Linked DNA regions of Homo sapiens: region 1 is linked to region 2. Evidence: chromatin contacts called from ENCODE Hi-C or POLR2A ChIA-PET data. All regions are on one chromosome and are shown on one strand. Each heading gives the region's core, a stretch centred on a gene start or an enhancer-like site at or near the end of the contact. The rest is flanking DNA. Distances are from core to core; before and after follow the strand shown.

The links. Hi-C counts contacts between places; a loop is a spot of excess contacts on that map. ChIA-PET counts read pairs that join two places held with the same protein, here RNA polymerase II (POLR2A). Pooled maps may share reads with other maps.
Region 1: a map with no recorded cell type shows a loop between it and region 2 (4-fold over the local background). The contact joins two enhancer-like sites. A Hi-C loop is called at or near these places in 1 of 37 single-sample maps with no recorded cell type and 2 of 50 pooled maps. POLR2A ChIA-PET finds 5 or more read pairs at or near these places in 1 of 52 experiments (activated B cell).

The regions. Positions count from the first base shown.
Region 1 is chr12:31,404,488-31,408,706 of GRCh38, forward strand. All of the region lies in intron 14 of DENND5B (DENN domain containing 5B), which reads right to left. Among named protein-coding and RNA genes, the nearest start is that of LINC02387, 37 kb to the left of the region's middle. RefSeq lists enhancers at 624-763, 1,644-1,813. Within about 2 kb of position 1,989, at least 3 of the 41 ENCODE cell types and tissues checked have a DNase peak (open chromatin) inside an H3K27ac peak, as active enhancers do.
Region 2 is chr12:32,556,754-32,561,330 of GRCh38, forward strand. All of the region lies in intron 1 of FGD4 (FYVE, RhoGEF and PH domain containing 4), which reads left to right. Among named protein-coding and RNA genes, the nearest start is that of DNM1L, 120 kb to the right of the region's middle. Within about 2 kb of position 2,303, at least 3 of the 41 ENCODE cell types and tissues checked have a DNase peak (open chromatin) inside an H3K27ac peak, as active enhancers do.

The DNA of each region.
Region 1 (4,219 bases), core at 739-3,238, 1.2 Mb before region 2:
TTGTCGCTCAGGCTGGAGTGTAGTGGCACATTCTTGGCTCACTGCAACCTCTGCCTCCTGGATTCAAGTGATTCTCCAGCCTCGGCCTCCCAAGTAGCTGGGATTACAGGCGTCTGCCACCTCGCCCAGCTAATTTTTGTACTTTTAGTAGAGAAGGGGTTTTGACATATTGGCCAGGCTGGTCTCGAACTCCTGAACTCAGGTGATCCACCGGCCTCAACCTCCCAAAGTGTTGGGATTCCAGGCATAAGCCACCGCGTCCGACCTCTAGCTTTTTTTTTTTTTTTTTGAGACAGAGTTTTGCTCTTGTGGCCCAGGCTGGAGTGCAATGGCATGATCTCGGCTCACTGCAACCTCTGCCTCCCGGGCTCAAGCGATTCTCCTGCCTCAGCCTCCTGAGTAGCTGGGATTACAACTGCACACCACCACGGCCAGCTATTTTTTGTATTTTTAGTAGAGATGCGGTTTCACCATGTTGACCAGGATGGTCTCGAACTCCTGACCTCAGGTGATCTGCTCACCTCGGCCTCCCAAAGTGCTGGGATTACAGGCATGAGCCACCGTGCCCGGCCCCTAGCTAACTTTTTAATTGTTCTTTTGTTGAGACAGCATGTCACTATTTTGCCCAGGCTAGTCTTGAACTGGACTCAAGCGATCTTTTTGCCTTGGCCTCTCAAAGTGCTGGAACTCCAGGCATGAGCCACTGCACCTGGCCTGATTGTAAAATTTTAAAGTTTTTTTTTTTTGAGACACGGTCTCGCTCTGTCACCCAGGGTAGAGTGCAGTGGCACGATCTCAAGCTTACTGCAATCTCCACCTCCTGGGCTCAAGTGATCCTCCCACCTCGGCCTCCCCAGTAGCTGGGACCAGAGGTGTGCACCACTACGCCCAGCTATTTTTTTGTAGTTTTAGTAGAGGCAGGGTTTTGCCATGTTGCCCAGGCTGGTCTCAAACTCCTAAGCTCAAGAGATCTGCCTGCCTTGGCCTCCCAAAGTGTTAAGACTACCGGCATGAGCCACCTGCCATGTATGTATGTATGTATGTATGTATGTATGTATGTATGTATGTATGTATTTTTGAGGCAGAGTTTCACTCTATCTCCCAGGCTGGAGTGCAGTGGTGCAATCTCAGCTCACTGCAACCTCTGCCGCCCGGGTTCAAGTGATTCTCCTGCCTTAGCCTCCCAAGTAGTTGGGATTACGGGGGCTTGCCACCGTGCCCAGCTAATTTTTGTACTTTTAGCAGAGACGGGGTTTTATCATCTTGGCCAGGCTGGTCTTGAACTCCTGACCACGTGATTCACCCACCAAGGCCTCCCAAAGTGCTGGGATTACAGGTGTGAGCCATCGCACCTGGCCACTATTTATTTATTTTTTGAGAAGAAGTCTTGTTCTGATGCCCAGGCTCGAGTGCAGTGGGGCGATTTCAGCTCACTGCAACCTCCGCCTCCCGGGTTCAAGCGATTCTCCTACCTCAGTCTCTGGAGTAGCTGGGATTACAGGTGTGCGCCCACCATGCCCAGCTAATTTTTGTACTTTTAGTAGAGACAGGGTTTCCCCATGTTGGCCAGGCTGGTCTTGACCTCCTGACCTCAGGTGATCCGCCACCTCGGCCTCCAAAAGTGCTAGGATTACAGGTGTGAGCCACCATGCCCAGCCATTTTTTTTTTTAAGTAGGGTAGAATCAATATTTGTTGTTATCCTTGGGATTTCTGCCCATTTGATCATAAGAGGGGGTGTTAGAAGCCCTCCGTGAAAGATCTACAAGTAGGATGAAAAACATTTACTAAAGAAGGTGCCTAGATATAGCCTCACAATATGAGCTCATGGTTCAGTGCACTCTTAGATGAGGAAAACAAATGAGATAAATGGTTCATTTCCCTAATTTTACATAAAAGACTTTCTTTATGTTAGGTGAAGAGTCTCCCTTTGTGTCCTTTTATTTTGGCTTTAGGATAGGAAAATGTCAGAGAAAAGGCCATATATTCACGGTTTAGTAATCATCAGAATCAAATGGGTTTTGAAACTGAAAGCAGAAGAGGTTAGTGTTAAGACTTTATTTTAGGTGCCAGAGGCTTTTCTCATTTCTTGCACTGCTAAGAAAATCTGCAGAAAAAGGCATGTTTAGGGTCAGCAGTTCTGTGGCTGCAAAAGGCCCACAGATGCACAACAGTGATTTCATAGTTTAAGTATGAAAAAGCAATATGATTAAATTTAAAAATTTCTTTCATGAAGAATTCCTCAAATTGAAAGAGTTACTCAGATGAAGAGAAATCTACAGATATAAGGAGGATTTTAGGAATCCTCTACTGCTACTACTTCTTACTTATTTAGAGACAGTCTCAACCTGTCACCCAGGCTGGAGGGCAGTGGTGTGATCTTGGCTCACTGCAACCTCTGCCTCCCGGGTTCAAGTGATTCTCCCACATCAGCCTCCTGAGTAGGTGGGACTAAAGCAAGCGCCACCACGTCCGGCTAATTTTTGTATTTTTTGGTAGAGATGAGGTTTCACCATGTTGGCCACGTCAGTCTCGAACTCCTGACCTCATGTGATCCACCCGCCTTGGCCTCCCAAGGTGCTGGCATTACAGGTGTGAGCCACTGTGCCTGGCCTCTTCGATTTAATTAAATTAATTAATTAATTTATTTATTTATTTATTTTGAGACGGAGTCTCGCTCTGTCGCCCAGGCTGGAGTGCAGTGGCGCAATCTCGGCTGACTGCAACCTCCGCCTCCCGGGTTCAAGCAATTCTCCTACCTCAGCCTCCTGAGTAGCTGGGATTACAGGCGCCCACCACCACACCCAGCTAATTTTTGTATTTTTAGTAGAGACGGGGTTTCACCATGTTGGTCAGGCTGGTCTCTAACCCCTGCCCTTGTGATCCAACTGCCTTGGCCTCCCAAAGCGCTGGGATTACAGGCTTGAGCCACCGCGCCCGGCCCAATTTTAAAACTGTATATAACTTTTTAGTTTCTTACACCTGCAGTAACCTAATCAACGAATAGTAACTTGACAGGCATTACAGGATGGCCTAATCCCCATTCCAATTCCCTTTTCCTTTGTCTTCCGTTACCAGAGACTGGAAAGCCAAAACCTACACAATTCTGGCCAGTGAAATGTTAGTGATATTTATTGAGATTTTTTGGAAAATTATGTCTTTCTAGCACAGATCCTGCCCCTCCTTGGCACTCTCTCCTTCCTGCTGGAAGGTATGCTGAGAACAGCCATGTTGAAACCATGAGGTAACTAGCACACACAGAGCATGTCTAACAGGAAAAAGACAATGAGCCTGGGTCCGTGACAGCACTGCCCACTGCCTACTTTGAGACCTTTATTATGTAAGTGAAATTACTATGCTGTAAACCACTGGTTTTCAAGTTTCTGATACTTGCAGCTAAATGCAATTCCTAATTGATACAAGTAAAAATTCTCCAAAGTAAGGAAGAGGACCCACTGCAAATAAGAATTAGCAATGAAGGAAAGAATAAATGCTATCATTCGGCTTTCTATAAAAAATACATCTCTTGGACAGGCTCAGTGGCTCACACCTGTAATCCTAGCACATTGGGAGGTTGAGGCGGATGGATCACCTGAGGTCAGGAGTTTGAGACCAGCCTGGCCAACATGGTGAAACCCTGTCTCCACTAAAAACACAAAAATTAGCCGGGCATGGTGACATATGCCTATATACAGATGTGTGATTTGGGAGGCTAAGGCAGGAGAATCGCTTGATCCCAGGGGACGGAGGTTGCAGTGAGCTGAGATTCCACCACTGCACTCCAGCCTAGGTGACAGAGCCAGACACCATCTCAAAAAAACCAAAAACAATAACAACAACAAAAACAACAAAATCTCCAGGTCCAGCGTGGTGGCTCATGCCTGTAATCCCAGCACTTTGGGAGGCTGAGGCAGGTGGGTCACTTGAGGTCAGGAGTTCGAGACCAGCCTGGCCAACATGGTGAAACCCCATCTCTACTAAAAATACAAAAATTAGCCGGGTGTGGTGGGGCGTGCCTGTAATTCCAGCTACTCAGGAGGCTGAGGCACAAGAATTCCTTGAACCCAGGAGGTGGAGGCTGCGGTGAGCTGAGATCGTGCCACTGCACTCCAGCCTGGGTGATGGAGTGAGACTCTATCAAAAAAAAAAAAAAAAAAAAAAAAAAATTCTCCAATCAGCATTTCCTTCCAAAGTTGAATGATGTCCAATTGCATAAGTTTA
Region 2 (4,577 bases), core at 1,053-3,552:
GATTACAGGTGTGAGCTGCTGCGCCAGGCCTGCTTCTACTCTTTGACTATTGTGAATTAATGCTGCTGTGAACATGGATGTACAAATGTAAGGGATATGTTTTTGTTTTTTGTTTTTAAGATGGAGTCTCACTCTGTCACCTAGGCTGGTGTGCAGTGGCACAGTCTTGGCTCACTGCAACCTCCGCCTCCCGGATTCAAGCAATTCTCCCACCTCAGTCTCCTGAGTAGCTGAGATTACAGGTACCCACCATCATGACCAGCTACTTTTTGTATTTTTAGTAGAAACTGGGTTTCACCATGTTTCCCAGGCTGGTCTTGAACTCCTGACCTCAGGTGATCTGCCCGCCTCACCCTCCCAAAGTGTTGGGATTACAGGCCTGCGCCACGATGCCCAGCAGGGATATGCTTTTTTAAAAGTCTCTGTGATATGTATACTTGGTGACTTTCATAGATTTTTAAAAATATAAGTGATATATAAATACATTTTTATTATAAAAGATTTAAATGATATAGCTGTTAACAGACCAAAATATGAAAATTCTCATTCATTCTCTCACCTCACCTCCATCTGCAATTCCCAAAGTTACATTTGGTGTGCTATCTTCCCTCTCTTTCAGTACATTTCTATACATTTGTCTATAACTTATTCTTTTTAAAAACTGAGATATTATACATATTCTACAGTTTAATAATGTCTTGGAGACCTCTCAATTATTTATATTTTGGAAATATTCCCAGTCTGCTGCATATGTTCTATAGTGTTATATTTACCTTTACATGTACAGGGCTATTACTGTAGATTAGAGTCCTAGAAGTGCATGCAGTTCCTAGGTCCAAGGAACTTTCTTTAACTCTTCATCAGATTTTCTTTTTGAAGAACCTTTGTGGCTTGATAATTATGTTTCTAGAAAATTTATTATTCAGGTTTAGAAGTTTGGGGAGCTGTTTGAAATAACACTCAAATAAATTTCCTGGCTATGGATTTGTTCCCCATAGCAAGAGAGTTGTAAACTATGAGTTTTATAACCTTAATGTCTTTTTTTTAAAAAAGGCAATTGATCTCTTAATCTAGGTGTTTTAGCTAGCATATGGGAGATGTAATCTGCAATCTATGGGACAAATGGGGGAGTTTTGGGAGTTATGATAGAAGACTGTTGAAAAATGTTTTATAATAATGTTTTACAGTAGAGAAACCTGGTAGATGCCACCTCATCAGCCGACCAGGGTTAACATCACATGATAATCATATTGCTATCATGCAGTGATATTAATATAATAAAGTGAGATGGGTGCATTGCCTCTGTGATATTCTTACCCCAAACCCATAACCACAGTCTCATAATGAGAAAATAACAGAAACCCAATTTGAGGGACATTCCACAAAATACCTGACCATGTTCTTCAAAAGTGCTATGGTGCCAAAAGTCATGCAAGACAAATCTAAGTAATTCTCACAGGTTGTAGTACACTAAGGAGACAGTGAAAACTAAATGCAAATAAAGTGGTTTTTGGTTTTTTAAAGTATGTTTATCCTTATGGACAATATGCTCCCATAAAGATCGTCTACCCTAGAAAACTGTGTCTTCCCTCTTAAATCCAAGAGATGCTTGTCCCAAAGGGTGGACCCCATTGAGATCTCCTGGGCTAGAGACCCAGTGCATGGATGGATGAGACAGTATAAGCAAGACCGTATAAAGCTGTGATCTGAGCTCATGGACACTGTGGTAAGAGGTCAGGCTCGAAGAATCAGAGAACTGAGTGGATTTTGCAATGGATAGCCAAAGAGAGGGTCCAAACTTAAAATGCGAAACAATAATTCAAGAATGATTTGGTAAAATGTAATATAACAGCCTATAACAGAGTCTAGCAAATAGTAGCCAAAAGTCACCCTAACCAATCGTAGGGCATATCTACCACACAAAAGTGTGACTTAGCGCATGACTGTTTAAATGCCAAAAAAGACAGATAAAGGAAAGTTAAGCCATAGTGGCAACCTCTGCAGTTGGAACGAGGGAGCTATATCAGTCAACAGTGAGGCTAATTGAGAATATTTGAGGTTGGCGTATGTCTAGGGATTCCTATAGGAGATACAACCCAGCAAGCATAGGTCAGCAACCCAAGGTCAGAGTACAAAATGGGTTAATACTAAAAAGTGGTTAAAAAGATGACCAGTCCTCAAGAGGAGATAGTATTTAAATCGGATACCTCTCCTTCCCCATGCTAACTAACATACTGTAATTTGTTATGGCTGTTTCTAAGGTAACTGTTTATAATTATAAATCAGCCCTACTGGTTCTTCTTGATATTGTAATTTGCAATCAAAGAACCTCTAGAGTTAATGTAAAACTTCTTGAATGAGAGACCATCTGGTTACAATTTTGGTTTCAATTCCCTGTTAGGCAACTGACACCCAAATAAGGACTGTTTCCAAATATGAGTAGGCTAAGTCAGTCATAAACAAACAAAAAGTTTCAGTTTTTGTTGCTATTATCCAAGATGTTAGCAGATGAAGTGTTTAATGAAAGGGTGCTTCTTTTAGGCAAACTTCTTTTACCATGATTTGTTTAACCTATACCAGTGGTCCGTACATTTTTTTCCTGTAAAGGGCCAAATAATTATTAATAGTATTTTTAGCCTTGCAGCCACGTATGATCTCTATGTATTTGTCATTGCCTTTTTGTTTTTTTAAACAAATGTTTAAAAATGTAAATGTTCTCTGTGTCCTTCACCATGTTTTCATGCTTTGTGATAGTGGCTGAAATTTAGAGACTTGTTTTAATAAACAATGTTCTGAAATGTTGATCTAATTGCCTCTGGCAAAAGATGTGTAATCATGACTTTGATGAACTTATTTTAAAAATAGATGCACAGTTGATCTCTTATTGCACGCATTTTGGCACATTCGTGGGAGATATTCTCTGTAAACATGACACTTGCGAAACCTACCATACCCTGAAAGTTTGCTGTCTAGAAATTAAGTGCCTAGTTTTCATTCAAATTAATATTTAGGTAAGACATGTTTTATTTCTAAATAGACTGTCAAACATTTTTCATATTTTAATGTGTAATGGTGATGACCTTTTTAAAAAGACTCAACGTAATTTGTTTTCTCATTTAACCCATTAACTGCCCCCTTTGTGTAGTATTGTTGCTGCTTTCTCTTATAAATTGATGATGTCTCAGGGTCTCAATTTACAATTACATTAGTTTCTTCCTCTAGTTTGTAGTTGAGCTGTGGCTCTGCACTGTTGGGGCCTGTACAGCCATCCTTCACTAGACCCCGGGAGGTGGCCTTTAGTAGGCTCAAAGGTGGCCTTTAAGCCATTCTTAGTATCACTGTGAAAAAGCATCCAGATTTTCCCCCTGAAAGGCCAAGTGGTTGCATGATGTGTTGTGGATTTTAGGGATATACTTTGCCTATTTCACATACTTTTTTCCAAGAAGATAGATAAGCTTACACATGTAAAGGTTTCAACTGTATTTCTTCTGTTTATAATTTTATTTATTTTGAGATGGTGTCTCGCTCTGTCACTCATTTTGGAGTGCAGCGCAATGGTGTGATCACGGCTCACTGTGGCCTCAAACTCCCAGGTTTAAGCCATCCTCGCACCTCGGCCTTCTAAGTAGCTGGGACTACAGATGTATGCCACCACACCCAGTTAATGTTTTTTGTATTTTTTTGAAGAGACAGGATTTTGCCATGGCTGCCTACCTGGTCTCAAACTCCTGGGCTTAAGTGATCTGCCTGCCTCAGCCTCGCAAAGTGTTGAGATTACGTGAGCCACTGCACCCAGCCTTTTTATAATTTTAATAATAATCTGTCAATCTTTCATTACTTTTGCCTTCTAAATTCTTGTTATATTTTACTAAACAATGCTTAATCTCGCTGATAAACCATTTTAGCAGAAGTATGTCTGATGAGGACCACCCCTGCCTTTTTTTTTCTTTTCTCAGAGTTGCAAGGTCTCCCTCTGTTGACCAGGCTGGAGTGCAGTGGTGTGATTATAGCTCACTGCTTCCTCAACCTCCTGGGCTCAAGAGATCCTCTCACCTCAACCTCCCCAGTAGCTGGGACCACAAGCGCGCACCACCATGCCCAGCTAATTTTTATTTTTTTTAAGTAAAGGCAGGGTCTTATGTTGCCCAGGCTGGTCTCAAATTCCTAGCGTCATTTAATTTCTGTTTTGGTATTGGCTCTGAAAGAACTGTTGAGACAATACTTGGAACTCTTGATATTTTCCAAAATCTGTTTTACCAAGATAAATTTTAAGGAGAGCAACAGAAAATAAAGCAGAAATGTGGTTTCTTTGTTGGGTTTTGTTTTTTTTTTTTTTTTTTTTTTTTTTGAGATGGAGTTTCACTCTTGTTGCCCAGGCTGGAGTGCAATGGTGCGATCTCAGCTCACTGCAACCTCCCCCCATCCTGGGTTCAGGTGATTCTCCTGTCTCACCCTCCTGAGTAGCTAGGATTACAGGCGCCCACCACCACATCTGGCTAATTTTTGTATTTTTAGTAGAGACGGGGTTTTACCATGTTGGCCAGGCTGGTCTTGAACTCCTGACCTCAGGTGATCCA